Regions from separate parts of the Homo sapiens genome. Here region 2 is linked to region 1. The links are chromatin contacts, found by Hi-C or POLR2A ChIA-PET in ENCODE. All regions are on one chromosome and are shown on one strand. The core of a region is the stretch at or near the end of the contact, and the rest is flanking DNA. Distances in the headings are between cores, read along the strand shown. Region 1 overlaps CAPZB (capping actin protein of muscle Z-line subunit beta). Region 2 holds the start of SLC66A1 (solute carrier family 66 member 1).

Region 1 (7,425 bases), core at 2,029-4,528:
AGAACTATCCCCCTACCCATGCACGATTCCCCCGTACAGAAAAAAATTCAGAGCAAGAATACTCCAGCCCACAGACCCAGCCTGTCTTTAAGGATCAGACCATCCCACAACGTGACATCCTCGAACAGACTATTTCACTGGGGCTGCCCATGGAGTCTATTTGGGAAAGGCAAACAGAGCGGCCGATGGCAGGGGCTGCTCAGATCACAGGAATCCCAAACCTAACAAAAACCCAATAATGTTATAAAGGGAGAAGGGAAGATGATGCTTAAATCTCAAACACAACTTCAGCAAAAGGTATTGTTGCATGGGTCATCTGTATTCCTCCAGGACAGAAGATGGTAAGAGCACTAATAAAGGTCATTATACTCATTTGAGCAGGGCACTCTTGAAGATTTTCATCCAGGAAATGGACCAGCATTCCAAACTATTACTTAGAGATTAGCTCTGTGTGTGTTGGAGGGTAGCCTAAAGGGTTAGGGTTAACCCCAGAAAGGCAGGAAGTTCCAGAAAAAAGGCAGTCATTCTACCCAAGTCTTGTTGGAACTAAAGCACAGCGGGAAAAGCGAGCAAACCAAAGGGGAATTAGAGACACTCACAAAGGGAGGGGCCTTGGGATTAATGGACTCTCTAATTTTTGAATTTCCTGAGGTTTACGGCTGATTAGGCCCCTTAGCCATACTGTAATGTGATCAAATTTCAACTGGGTTCACAGCACAGTTGAAGGTAGAAGATGACACAGACATCACCAGTGGGCCCCAGAGACTACAGACAAGGTCCGCAGTGCTCGCTTCCGGGCTTGATCGCACTAATTAGGCACCTTTAATTCCCCAAACAATGGCGCACAGGCTGGCTCAGAGGGCACTGTGTGATCCACCGCATGCTTGAGGAGCTCTTACAATACTATGTACTGATAATTCTCTAATTTGGTACAAGCATATTTAAGCACATGGCTCAAAGGTGGAGAGAAATGACATTGCAACCCGCAAACACATATGCACAAAAATATTCAACTTTGCCAAGTGAAGACATACAAGTGAAAAATGAGGGACGATGTACTGCTGACTAAATTAGAAATTAAGGGAGAAAAGCGCCCAGTGTTAACAAAGAAGCAATAACCTGATGCTCACACTGCGGACGGTGTTATGAATCGGCCTGACACTTTGGAAAGCAACTTGGCAGAATTTGTCAAGAGCTGTAAAAGTGTTCATACTGTGGCACGGTAACGTTACTCCTGGGAATCCAAACACAGAAACCACTTCAGAAGGACCAGTCACTGTGACATCGCTTATAAGGAAAAAAAAGAAAAACAACAACAACTGGAAAAAACCTAAAGGGCAACATCAGGGAAGTTACCCCCCTGCCATCTGATGTTTAAGGAGTAAACAGCCAGTAAGCAATGATGGTTGTAAGGACTTCCTGATAATGTGGGAAAAGTCTTAGGTCATAATAATTTTTAAAAAGGAAGATGAATAATTATATGTAGCCTATGACCACAACTAATCAAAAACCTCATGTATATAAGAAATAAAAGGAGTTGCCAAAAAAAAAAAAAAAAACACTAAACTGGTGCAAGTGACTTTTTTCCTTCTGTGATCTGAGCTTTCCACAATGATGCTTTATTAAGTTGAACTACATGAAATTGCCAACACACAGCCATTTCTGACCTACACAAGTGGCACTTTCACATGGGTCAACATAATATTTTTTGAAAGTTTTAATACTTTTATGAAAGTATTTTTATGAAAGCTTTAATACTTTTATGAAAGTATTTATCCAAGTTTTGTTTTGTTTTGTTTGTTTGCTTAATTTTGAGACGGAGTTTCACTCCTGTTGCCCAGGCTGGAGTGCAGTGGTGCGATCTCAGCTCACTGCAACCCTCCACCTCCCGGGTTCAAGTGATTCTCCTGCCTCAGCCTCCCAAGTAGCTGGGATTACAGGTGCCTGCCACCAAGCCTGGCTAATTTTTTGTACTTTTAGTAGAGACGGGGTTTCGCCATGTTGGGCAGGCTGGTCTTTAACTCCTGACCTCAGGTGATCCGCTCGCCTCAGCCTCCCAAAGTGCTGGGATTACAGGCGTGAGCCACCATGCCCAGCCTTATGCAAGGTTTAATAACTTTAGATGTTCACAGTATCTGCCCCTGCTCTGCGCTACCACCCCTCTTCAATGTCTAAGGACAGATCTGTAAACACATGTGACACACAAATAGAGTGGTCTAAAAGCAGTCCTCAGAATTCTGTAATCCAAAAAGGAGAGAAATCCTTCTAAGGTGTGAAGCAACGGACAGAAACAAAATGACCAAAGTCAGTTTCACCACATTTAAGCCCAATTCTGAAAAATGCAGGCAGGCTTCTCCTTTTTAACTACTAGGTGGAGAGGGCACCTCCATGTGGAACATTCGAAGGGCAGAAACAGCTCACCAGGTCAGGAAAGCCAGCAGGCAAAGTCTGTTGGCAGGAGACCGTTGGCAGGAAGGTGTGGTAGGGAAAGTGCCACCCCACGGGCCTGACCCTCCCGCCTGCCTGCCCTTCCAAAGGCCTCCTCCACCTTCAACCAGGTCCCATTTTTCCAGGCCAGAGTCTTAAAGGATGTTTGCTTCCCTTTGCTGGCCTGAGGACAAGGCTAATTTTACTCAACAAAGTAAAAAGGATGGAAAGAACACACTGAAAAGAACAGGCTGAACAACCACCTGTATGGGTAGAGCCATTTAAAAATCATTCAAACACAGGCACAGAAAACACCTCAACAAATGTCTATCAAAGTCTTAGCAGTATCTCAGGGGTAGAATGAAAAGTCGTTAAAGTTGTTAAAGTTCTGTGTTATTTAAATAAAATAAGCATTACTTTTGCAGGCAGAAAGACAATTCGGAGATTAAAATATTTTTAAAGAGAGAAAATAGGAGACCTGCTTTGATTGATTTTTTTAAAACCTTCTACCACGCCTTGCTCAGCCTCTCAGCCCCCACACCTGGGGTAGAATTTCTTCATCCAAAAAACGGGATAGGGGCTGGGAGAAAGAAATGCCAGTACCCGGACAGCCACTGTGGGCCGGGCACTGTGCTGGGAGCTTTAGCCACATCGTCCACCCTTCCACTTGGTTGAAGAAGAGTAAAACAGTCCCCCTTACCTGCAGTTTCACTTTCTGCAGTTTCAATTACCCACAGTCAACAGTGGTCTGAAAATATTAAGTGAAAAACTCTAGAAATGAACAATTCAGAAGTTCAAAATTTCCCACGGCTCTGAGTAGCATGATGACATCCTGCTGTACCGCCCCAGACGTAAATCATCCCTTTATCCAGTGAATCCACTGTCTACACCGCCCACCCCATAGTCACGTAGTTGCCTTCTTAGTGATCACACAGTTGCAGTCCTTGTGTTCAAGTCACCCTTATCTGACTTAATAATGGCCCCAAAGCGCAAGAGTAGTGATGCTGTCAATTCCATTATCCCAAAGAGAAGTTGCCAAATGCTTCCTTTAAGTGAAAAGGTGAAAGTTCTTGATCTAATAAGGAACGAAAAAAAACTGTATGCTGAGGTTACTAAGATCTACAGTAAGAACAAACCTTCTATCTGTAAAATTGTGAAGGAAAAATAAATGCTAGTTTTACTGTCACACCTCAAACTGCAAAAGTTACAGCCACAGTGTGTAGTAAGTGCTTAGTTAAGATGGAAAAGGCATTAAATTTGTGAGTGGAAGACATGAACAGTATTGGTTTTTTGTTTGTTTGTTTTTTTATGAGACGGAGTCTCGCTCTGTCGCCCAGGCTACAGCACTGTGGCGCGATCTCAGCTCACTGCAAGCTCTGCCTCCCGGGTTCACACCATTCTCCTGCCTCAGCCTCCCGAGTAGCTGGGACTACAGGTGCCCGCCACCGCGCCCGGCTAATTTTTTGTATTTTTAGTAGAGACAGGTTTCACCGTGTTAGCCAGGATGGTCTCGATCTCTTGACCTCGTGATCCACCTGCCTCGGCCTCCCAAAGTGCTAGGATTACAGGCGTGAGCCACTGTGCCCAGGCTTTTTTTTTTTTTTTTTTTTTTTGTATTTTTGGTGGAGATGTTGCCCCGGCTGGTCTCAAGCTCCTGAGCTCAAGCGATCCACCCACCTCAGCATCACAGAGTGCAGGGATTACAGGCATGAGCCACCAAGTTCTGATCAACGGTACTAACCGCAGTTTCAGGCATCCACTCGGGGTCTTGGCACACATTCCCCACGGATAGGGGAGGATGGCTGTATCACTCCTTAAGAGCAACAGGCAGCCAGGGACCCCAGCTCAACACCCACCGACACATGATGTCTACTGTGTTCTGAACATGCATAAGCATATAATTTGAACTGCATTGTTAGCCTTCAGGAAAGGGGCACCAGGAGCTGTGCTGGCCAGGTACCTAGATCATTTACTGTTCAAAACCAACCCAGGAGCTGAGCTACTGAGCTCAGCCTCCCTCTCTCAAGGCTGGGAAAGGAAAGTTCATCTTCACTCAGATGCAAGCTTCAAGTAGGCAGAGCAGCTGTCTCTTATTCACCCCTGGGCGGGGGCGGGGGGGGGAGGGGCGGGTTCCAGCACAGCACGTGGCTCATGGGCTGAGCCTCCAGAAGTATTGTTAGTGGATGGGAGAATGGATCTTCATATGGGCTTAGAGAGGTGAAGGGACTTGCACAAGGTCACCCAGCTAGTAAGCAGGGGGTGGAGCCCACTTTCAGGTCCAAACTGGCAAGCCTCAGCATAGGTCACTGTTGCTTTGCAAACTGGCAACCCTCAGCATAGGTCACACAGAGGGACAACTGAACGTTGTAGGACCAGGCTCTGCCTCCTTCTCTCTCCCCCGACCCACCTGCCACTCCTTGGAGCTCCTGGCTGAGGCGGAGCTTCACCCAGCCTGAGCTGAGCATGGGCATCCAGAGGCACTCCAGTCGGGGTCTGTTTCACAGAAGCAGGCCCTTCGTGAATATGCATGAGGGGCATGAGCTGGCTTCCACGCATGCTTCCTGCTCACCTCATCCTAAATCCTAAACCCGCAGGGCCATTGCCCCCTTGACTTGAGCACTAGGGTAAAATCTATTTTTGTAAAAACCTGATGGAACTTTTACTTAAAATAAGAGTTTTAAGTGTTTATGGAAACGAAATCTATCTTTTAGAAGCCACTGCATAAATACTTAACTGAAGAAGAGTTTGGAATGGGGCAAGCCTGAGTAGGAATCCGAATGCTATGGATCACCAGAAACATCATAACAGGCGAATTACCTACCCTCACTGAGCCTCAGTTTTCTTGTCTCTAAAACTAGGATAATAACACCTAGCTCACTGGGGTGAATGAAGATTAAGTCATTACATTTAAGTGAGATGATGCATTGACTTAATGTCTTGAATACTGTCTCTGGCACACAGCAATGAATAAATATGTGCTATTACTACTGATTCTATTAATGATACAATCATAAAAATGACTGCACAAGAAGGGACCTGCAGTCTCGGCTACTCAGGAGGCTGAGGAAGGAGGATCACCTGAGCCCAGGGCTTTGAGGCTGCAGTGAGCTGTGATCACACCTGTGAATGAGCCACTGCACTCCAGCCTGGGCAAGATACCCCATCTCTTTAAAAAAAAAAAATTAAGGCCAGGCGCGGTGGCTCATGCCTGTAATACTAGCACTTTGGGAGGCCGAGGCAGGTGGATCACGAGGTCAGGAGATTGAGACCATCCTGGCTAACACGGTGAAACCCCGTCTCTACTAAAAATACAAAAAAAAAAAATTAGCCAGGCGTGGTGGCGGGCGCCTGTAGTCCCAGCTACTCAGGAGGCTGAGGCAGGAGAATGGCGTGAACCTGGGAGGCGGAGCTTGCAGTGAGCTGAGATCGTGCCACTGCACTCTAGCCTGGGCGACAGAGTGAGACTCCGTCTCAAAAAAAAAAAAAATTAAAATTAAAAAAAGTCATCTGGTCCAAACCCTCAATACAGGTGGGGAAACTGAGGCCCAAGGAGGGTAAGCATGTTAGATAACTCCTGATAGTCCAACAGCATTTACTGCAGTGTTTAAAAAATAGTAGGCACGAAGTAAGCGCATTGAATAAATAATAACCACATATGAAACAACATATTCACCTATTCACCTAATGTGCTTCAAAACAGTTAAAAACAGGTCCAGTTGAATGGCATTCCCTCTGGCTCCTATCCAGAAGAATTCTTTAAAGAAAAGTTCTCAATGGGAGTCAACATTCATCAGCACCCGCACTGTTCGCTAAGGCAGCCACTAGCCTTCGATAATTTCAATTTATCAAATTGAATTCACTGATACTGAAATTTCAGTCCACTAAAATGAAATAAAACCAAATATTCAGTTCCTCAATCACACTAGCCACATTTCAAGTGCTCAAGAGCTGTATGTGGATAGTGATTATGGAACAGCCCAGATATAGAACATTTCCATCATCACAGAAAGTTCCAGTGGACAGCACAGCTGCAAAGAGAAGATATCATTAATGTGTAATTTCTGTTCTCATCCAGCAGATTTAGTTTCCTAAATCCTATTGCAAGGCAGCAGGAAGGGAAAGACCTCGTTAGCCTTGCTTTATTATGCAAATCTGCATATTCCTGTCAAGTCCAATCTCCCTCAGAAAGTTCAAATAGAGTATTATTAGGTGGCTGCGCGGGTCTACAGGGCAATGTCTGGGGTCTGAGGGCAGGTGAGAGTACACAGGATTTTATGAAAATGTGTTCTGTGCAAACACCTCACTTGTGCCGCTCTTCTCCACACCAGCAAACTGAGCATTCTTTAACACAGTTCGGCAACCGCTGGCCAAGCCTCACTTACATAAGAGTGCCATAAAAGACTGGGTCGGCTGCTTCTGCAAAACACCTGTGGTTTTGCAAAAGGATGTGATTTCTTAGAAGTCAGTAAACAGGCTCATTTCCTTTACAGTTAAATTTTGGCATCAGAATACCAAAATACTCTATGACCCCACCTAAGCTCACATAACCTTACTCCCCACCTTAAATGGTTGGGAGAGCAAAAGGCCCTGTGAGCTGGAACTGCCCAGGGTGCCAGCCTTGCTGCTGGGCCAGTGGCCACCATGCCCACCTCCACCACTTTCCTTTGAGGCCCCAGGAGGCTGGTACACACTCCAGGAGCCAGGAAGACCACTTGGCACCCTTAGCTCCTGGGACACTAGAACACATGGCCAAGTTATAAAGACTTCATATGCATCTTCTCATCTGGAGGTGAGGCCCTTTCAAAGCACACAGGGTGGAGAAACGTGGATAATATTTCACCCTCTATGTTAAAAAGAGGAGAAATGAAATATATTTGTATTTGCTTGTTATGCCTAAAGAAATGAGGACAGCAGGCCAGGCACGGTGGCTTATGCCTGTAATCCCAACATTTTGGAAGGTCAAGGTGGGCAGATCACTTGAGACCAGGAGTTTGAGCC
Region 2 (7,425 bases), core at 2,997-5,496, 150 kb before region 1:
GGGCAGTCAGGGGGGCAAAGAGAGCCCAGGATTAGCAGGAGTCCTGGAGACCTTGGCCTCTGCAGCCCCGGCCCTCACCTGGTACACAGTGGGCAGGATCCAGCCATTGCTCTTGCAGAGGGTACAGATCTCGGCCACTTCCCAGCTAGCATAGTTGGAGAGGCCAAGCTCCACGAACTTGCCCTGCATGGGTGAGGCTCCAGTCAGAACGCAGTGTAGCCCAGACCAGGAAGGGGAGGCCAGGGTGGGGCCCCAGGGAATGGGGCTATTCCCTGCCCCACCCTGGGACTGCCCTGGTGCCTCTGCTCTCATGAGTAGGATCAGGATAAAGAAAGGAGCAGGAGCCCACCTTTGGAGCTCGGAGGGCCCCCTCACCTCCTGGTGCAGCCGCTGGCAGGCATGCAGCGTCTCTTCCACCGGGGTGCCGTGGTCAGGTGCGTGTAGGTAGAAGAGGTCCACTTGGGGACACTGCAGCCTCTTCAATGACGTCTCCAGCTGGGACCGGACACTGTCAGGCTTTAGTGATTTTCCATCCCAAGGGTTGGCCTTGGTGGCAATTTTCACTTGGAGAGAGAATGGAATGGTTAAGTGACCTATTAGAGCCATTTGCTAACCATGTAACCCTGGCTAAATTACTAATATTCTCTTGGCCTCAATTGTATGATCTGTAAAATGGGGTGATAATAATCAAACTGTCCTCATTGGGAGGTCCTGGGGATTAAATAATGTCATATATGTGAGTTCTCAATGTTCACCTATTAGAATAACTATCATTAGTCACCAACCTGCTGGCTGTGCCAGGCCTTGCACTAGAGACTGAGTATGCAGAGATGAACTGAACACAATGGATCTCTGCCCTCCTGGAGCCCTAGAGGATGATGGTACAATATGGTAAGCACAGGAGGGAAAGGCACACGATGCCAAGGAGCCCAGATGAGATGCATGAAGCCAACTTGGAGACTCCAGGGAAGGCTTTCTCTAGGGGATCACTCCCAGAGTCCCAGCCAACAAGGAAGAGCAGGAAGTACACTCCAGAGCATGGGAACCCATGCAAAGTCAAAGAGGCAAAAAAACACTATGTGAGGCTCCAAACCTTCAAGTCTAAGTTATAAGAGCATAAATTCTAGAGCAAGGAGCAGTGGGACGTAGGACAAGAGACAGGGACAGACCTCATCCCAAAAGTTCTTAAATACCATCCCACTGAATCTGAACTTGATCATTCCAGATTTTGTCAGGGTGTGAACCGGTCACCTGTGTTCACACTTGGCTGCAGTATAGAGAAAGAAGTCAAGGGGGCAGGCCTGGAAGAGTTTAGGAAAGCGAAGCAGCCACATAAATGTGGCCCAGTGGTAGAGATCAACTTGAGAGCTTAGAAGGCAAACTGAGCAGAATGTAATTATAATTCTCCCCTCCCCTTCCTGACTCACAGAAGCATGAGCATATATCCAAACACTGTAGGGACACATCGCTATGACAACAGTGTTCTGCATCCGAGCAGCTTGGAAATGAGTTAATTCTGCACTATTCTTTCCCCTATAAAGAACCCCAGCTGTTGGTCCAGATGTAGTGGCTCAAGTCTGTAAACCTAGTTTGGGAGTACTTTGGGAGGCTGAGTAGGGAGAATTACTTGAGCCCAAGAGTTTGAGATAATCCTGGACAATGTAGCAAGACCCTCCCTCTACAAAAATAAAAATTAAAAAAGAACCCCAGCTGGGCCAGGAAAGGTAGCTCACGCCTGTAATCCCAGCACTTTCGGAGGCTGAAGTGGGTGGATCACCTGAGGTCAGGAGTTCGAGACCAGCCTTGGCCAACATGGTGAAACTCTGTCTCTACTAAAAATACAAAAATTAGCCAGGCGTGGTGGCACGTGCCTGTAACCCCAGCTACTTAGGAGGCTGAGGCAGGAGAATCACTTGAACCTGGGAGGCAGAGGTTGCAGTGAGTCCAGATTGTGCTACTGCACTCCAGCCTGGGCGACAGAGTGAGACTCTGTGTCAAAAAACAAAAAACAAAACAAAAAAAAAGAACCCCAGCTGTCTGGATTGGTTGGGGGATGGATTCTGCACTTTTCATACTTAGCAAAGTCAGCTCAGTAGCTCAGAAGGGTGTCACGAGATCAGTTGGGATATGGGACAGAACAAGTTCCACAGTTTCTCATCCAGATTTTCTCCATTTCCCCACAACGCCCCAGGCATTCTTGGCATGAACTGTGCCTCAGGCCTGGCCTGAGGACTTTGGTTCAGTGAGCTCCTGGCCCCAAAGACGGAAGCGGGGAAGGGTTAGAGAAGAAAAACCAACTCAGGAACAAAATCTTCATTATTAATAGTATGTAACGTGGCCGGGCGTGGTGGCTTACACCTATAATCCCAGCACTTTGGGAGGCTGAGGTGGGCAGATCACTTGAGGTCAGGAGTTGAAGACCAGCCTGGCCAATATGGTGAAACCCCATCTCTACTAAAAATACAAAAATTAGCTGGGCGTGGCCGTGTGCACCTGTAATCCCAGTTACTTGGGAGGCTGAGGCAGAGGTTGCAGTGAGCTGAGATCGTGCCATTGCACTCCACCCTGGGTGACAGAGCAAGATTCCGTCTCAAATAATAATAATAACAAAAACAACAACATGCAGCCAGGTGAACTAGAAACAGCGTGGGCCTGAGATTCACATTTGCCCTCTTTTCCCCCCGACCCCCCAAGCGCTATGACTCAGGAGGACCCAGAGAGAACCTCTCCTCAGGGGTGGGGAGCAACAGCCTCAGGATAGTCCAGTGGGTGAAGCATGGTAAGGGTAACAGCCCACGTTCCCTGGGCCCTCACTGAGTGCCAGGCACCCTCCCAAGGGCTATCAAGGGCACCAGGCTCACGAGGGACAGTCCCCTCCATCCTCCACTCAAGCCCCACCTGCCCAGTGGCCTTCCTTTCACACATCACGCACATTGCATTTCCAAACCAAGTCTTTGCACAGACTCTAATGTTCCTTTCTCTTGTTCTCCTCCAACCTACCATTGAGCCTTTAAGGCTGAGCTCCATCCAGCATTTGCTGAGCCTTCCCTAGTGCCTCTCCCCGGCCTGCAGCTCCCTAAAGTACTCTCTCTTCTGGGCTCTCCAGCAATCATTACTTCAATCTTCCTCATTAGACTCTGAACTCCCTGTGGAGGGCTGGAATCACTTTCCCTCCTATGGCCCCAAGTCAAAGCCTGGCATAGAGTGGATAGAAAGTCCCTACACCCTGACCCGTCCGCACTCCCTAACACTCCTACTCTCCCAGCCAGCCTTACGGCATCGCCACAGTTCTCCCTGAGAGAGGCAGAGGTACTGCCAGCTGCACAGGTCAAATTCTAGTGGTTAAGAAAAGGCCAGGATGAGAAAAGGGTGCCCAGGGTGTGCATGCGTGATGATGGTAACGAAGGGGTAGAGAAAAGGGGGAGAGCCTGGGTGGGGACCGGTTGTGGGCACCTGGCAGGTTTGGAGGCGGGGGCATCAATGGAGGTGGGAAGCGATGGGTCAGACCAGGCTGGGGGGAGACTCTCGCGCTGCAACTCCCAAGGGAAGGAGAGTGGGGGAAAGGAGTCAGGGCAAAGCACTGTCTAGTTGTCCCGGGGTTCCCAGAGCTGCGGGGTGGACCTGGGGTGGGGAGCGAGGGACGAATCCGTCGGTGCTGCCCGCGGCCGGGCCCGAGCGGGGTGGTGCACGGCTGGGGACAGGCTCAGCTCTACACGATGCATGGGGAGGATCTGCAGCTACTGTTACCTCTGCAGTCGCCACCGCCCAGCCCGAGCCCCAGGCCGCCCAGGATGGTCTCGGACTGGCCGTCGCTGTACATGAAGGCCGTGTCCAGTTCGGTGTGGCCGCGCTCCAGAAAGGCGCGCACGGCCGCGGCGCTGGCGGGCGCGTCCATGCGGCGCCCCATCTCCATGGTGCCCAGCACCGAGGCGACCCGCGGTGGCGGTGGCCGGGACATGGCGAGCGCGCGGGCCTCGGGCGGCGGAGAGCGAAGCGCGCAGTGGACGGCGGCGCGGGAGACTACGCGAGACGCGGCACTCAGCATAGCAGCGGCGCCTGCGCGTTGGGAGCCGGGGGCCCCGCCCATGCCGGGGAGGAGCGCGGAGGCAGTTGGGGGCGGGGACAACAGGCGCGGCCCCAGCGGCGCCTCCAGGCCCGGTCAGCCCAGCGCGCGGCGTGGGGGCGGGGCCTGCGGTTCCCGCGGGGGCGGTGGCGCGCGGTCAGCTGACCCGGCGGGCCTTGACCCAGAAGCTGGGCCCTGGCGGCGGATCTGGACGTGGTGAGCCGGACCGGGGGCAGGTGGCAAACTTCACGGCTGGGGGTCGGGGCTCCTGGGCTTCCCTGCCACATCCTTCCAGCCCTCTCCTCCGGCCGCTGGACTGTCCCGGCTCCTGCGCCCTCCTTGTGGCGCGATATCGTGGGACGAGGCTCCGGGCCGGGACTGGGTGGCCCTCGGGAATCCGCAGCCAGTGGCCCCCCACCTCAAAGGCGACCAGCGCGGCCTCTCGAGCTGGCCTGGCCAGGAGTTGCCCTGCCCCGGCCGACCGGCCCCTTGGCATCTGATGGCTTCGTTTTTCCCGGGCCGGCCGGGCGAGGGGCCCTCGCGGCGCTGGCCCCAGCAGCTGTCCTATCATTATCCCTCCAAACAGGCGGCCCGCGCCGGGCTGAGTCACCAGGAGGGAGCTGTGGCCGAGGACGCCGAGGCCTGGAGTGGGTGGTAGCCCCGAGCTGGGACGCTCCTCCCTCCACAATCTCCCCAGGTCTGCAGGGACCGAGGGCCTACACTGCCTCCTCCCACGCCGTGCTTAGGGTAGGTTTCCAAACGTGTAAATGGAGAGTCTGAGTCTGGAAGTGTGAGGGGTCCCGGGCCTGGGTCACAGGTCATGTCTAATCAACGCTTACTGAAGGCGCCTGTGTGCCCGGACGCTGGAGGGGCTACAATGAGAACAAATAATAGTCATTTTGGGCTGTTGGTGTTGAGTGCCAGTGCCAGGCACCCTTGTAATCGCTTGGCCTGGATTGTCTCATTTAACTCTGCAGTCAGCCTAGGTGGTGGGTATTGCATTATTCCCCTACTTTTCAGATGAGAACTACGAAGCTCAATCACTTGAGTTCCAGACTGGTAGGCATCGGGCAGGTCTGTTCCAGAGTGCTTTTCTCCTCAACCCTGGGCTGTTCGAGCTCACAGCTTTCTCCCCTTCCTTTCTCCTTTCCTTCCTCTTCTCTCTCTTCCACCCTTTCTCCTTTCTCACCCGTTTCCTCTCTTCTTCACTCTGTCCTTCTCTCTACCTCTCTCTTTCTCTCACTGTCTCTCAACATTTGCTGAACCTCTAGGTGTGTTTACACCTGGAGAATAAGAAATGCACAACCCAGGGTGGGGAGAGTACGTTTCAAAGACAGTGGTCGCAGAGGACGGTGGTAGCGTTCTTCAGGTGTGTGGACAAGGGGAGAGGAGGAGGTGGAAGGTCCTGTCCAGCCAGCTCTCATGGGGCATCTTTGAAAGGGCAATTTAGAAGTGAGTCTTCTTATCTCATGACCAGGCCCTTGAAGGGGAGCAGGACACTTCTAGGGGAAGAGATGGCACGTGCAGAAGCCTGGAGACCTGAAATGACTGAAGACGTGGGTCAGGAGGCAGGAGATAAGGTTGGGAGGGCAGTTCTTGGAGTAACTTGAGGCCTAGCCTCAGGTAATTTGGACTTCATCCTGTAGACAAAGGTGGACACATGATTGGCTGTGATCATGTGCCCGAAGCACCCTGACTCAGCTTGGGATCAGGGAGAGGAGTTTGGGTGTGGCAGGAGATGTCATCTCCAGCCCAACCTTTCTCAAAGTGCACTAGATGGAGCAGAATCGCTGGAGGGCTTCTTAAACCCAGAATCTCTAAGCCCCAGCCCAGGTGCACTGACTCCAAATTTTGAACATGCACCCTCCAAGGGTGATTCCAGGGTACCGCTTCTGGGGTCCTTCCCATCCCTGCAGGTGAGGTCAAGCTCCATTGCAACCTTGGACATCCATTTGCTCAGAGCTGTTTGAACAGGATGTGGGCCCATGCCTGGCTTCTAGGTGACAGGAACTACGCAGGATGGCCCTCAGAGCCAGGCCTTTCTGTTCAGGGATCAGGTGTGTCTCAGAGTGTCCCGAGCTCCACATTGCACATGGGTCCTGTCCAAGGTCAGGGGGACACCCACCCAGTATCCTGGATCCATAAACCAAGGTACCTTCCTCAAGACAACTCCCCAACACGCACGCATACTGGGGTGCATCCATTTCATTTCCTCCTTAACCTAGGGAAAGGGGGAAGTGAGAGAGAGGCCGCAGGGGCCATAAACCAAGGTACCTTCCTCGAGACAACCCCCCAACACACACATGCTGAGATGTGTCCATTTCATTTCCTCCCTAACCTGGGGAAAGGGGGAAATGAGAGGGAGAGTCCCCAAGGTGGTTGAGATGCTGGACTCTCATCCTGAAAACAGTCGCTGCCATGTGTTGTCAGGCACAGGGCTGAGAGCTTTATGTGCATTTAGTCAGGGCAGCTGCCCCAAGGAGTGAGTGTCGTTAGCCCCATTTTATGGACAGGCTCAGGCAGGTTAATTCACTTCCAGGGCTGCTCAGCCTCACCTGTCAAATGAGCACAGTATACCCAACCTTGCTGGGGAGTGGTGAGGATGGCAGTGGATGAGCTGCAGCCTTGTGTTCAGACTCTGCAAGGGGGTGTGGGGGTGCACCCCAGTTGGCAGTGGTGGCTGAGAACATGAGGACTTGATTTGAAATGCCTTTGGCCTTGCAAACGTGTAGTTCTCACCTGGACTATATGGTTTTTTTTTTGTTTGTTTGTGTTTTGTTTTGTTTTTGAGAGTCTTGCTCTGTCACCCAGTTGGAGTGCAATGGCGCGATCTCAGCTCACTGCAACCTCTGCCTCCTGGGTTCAAGTGATTCTCCTGCCTCAGCCTCCTGAGTAGCTGGGATTACAGGCACGCACCCACCACGCCTGGCTAATTTTTGTATTTTTGATAGAGATGGTGTTTCACCATGTTGGCCAGGCTGTTCTCCAGCTCCTGAGCTCAAGTGATCCAACTGCCTTGGCCTCCCAAAGTGCTGGGATTACAGGTGTGAACCACTGCGCCCGGCCACACCTGGACTATATGTTAATTTGGAGTGGCCTTTCAGGGGCCGGAGATGGAGCATCAGGTGAAGGCTTCCAACATCATCTGTGCTGATGGTCCCCCAGGTGGGCCACGAAGACACAGGGAAGAGGCTTTCAGCCTCCCTGCCTGTGCCAGGCCCTGGAGGTAGTCCAGTGAGCTGGGCTGACAGTGACCTGGGGCACCCTTACCTTTAGGTCCAGGGTCTCTGCCCACAGCGAGTCACATTAGGGCTGAGGGTCTACGGCTTCCTGAGAGGAGGTGCTGACTCACTTCCTTTCCC

Evidence for each region. Hi-C counts contacts between places; a loop is a spot of excess contacts on that map. ChIA-PET counts read pairs that join two places held with the same protein, here RNA polymerase II (POLR2A). Pooled maps may share reads with other maps.
Region 2: a pooled map shows a loop between it and region 1 (6-fold over the local background). The contact joins the promoter of SLC66A1 here to the enhancer-like site in region 1. A Hi-C loop is called at or near these places in 5 of 37 single-sample maps with no recorded cell type and 7 of 50 pooled maps. POLR2A ChIA-PET finds 5 or more read pairs at or near these places in 1 of 52 experiments (WTC11).

Annotation. Positions count from the first base shown.
Region 1 is chr1:19,456,558-19,463,982 of GRCh38, forward strand. All of the region lies in intron 1 of CAPZB (capping actin protein of muscle Z-line subunit beta), which reads right to left. Among named protein-coding and RNA genes, the nearest start is that of CAPZB, 25 kb to the right of the region's middle. RefSeq lists enhancers at 4,351-4,851, 4,852-5,352. Within about 2 kb of position 3,279, at least 9 of the 41 ENCODE cell types and tissues checked have a DNase peak (open chromatin) inside an H3K27ac peak, as active enhancers do.
Region 2 is chr1:19,308,080-19,315,504 of GRCh38, forward strand. SLC66A1 (solute carrier family 66 member 1) reads left to right here and starts at 4,247. Exons shown (of 8, transcript NM_001040125.2): 1 at 4,247-4,810. It overlaps AKR7A2 (aldo-keto reductase family 7 member A2), which reads right to left and starts at 4,065. Exons shown (of 7, transcript NM_003689.4): 1 at 3,748-4,065; 2 at 376-563; 3 at 79-183. The coding sequence starts at 4,045. RefSeq lists enhancers at 3,656-4,155, 7,370-7,425 and silencers at 3,747-4,386, 4,467-4,556.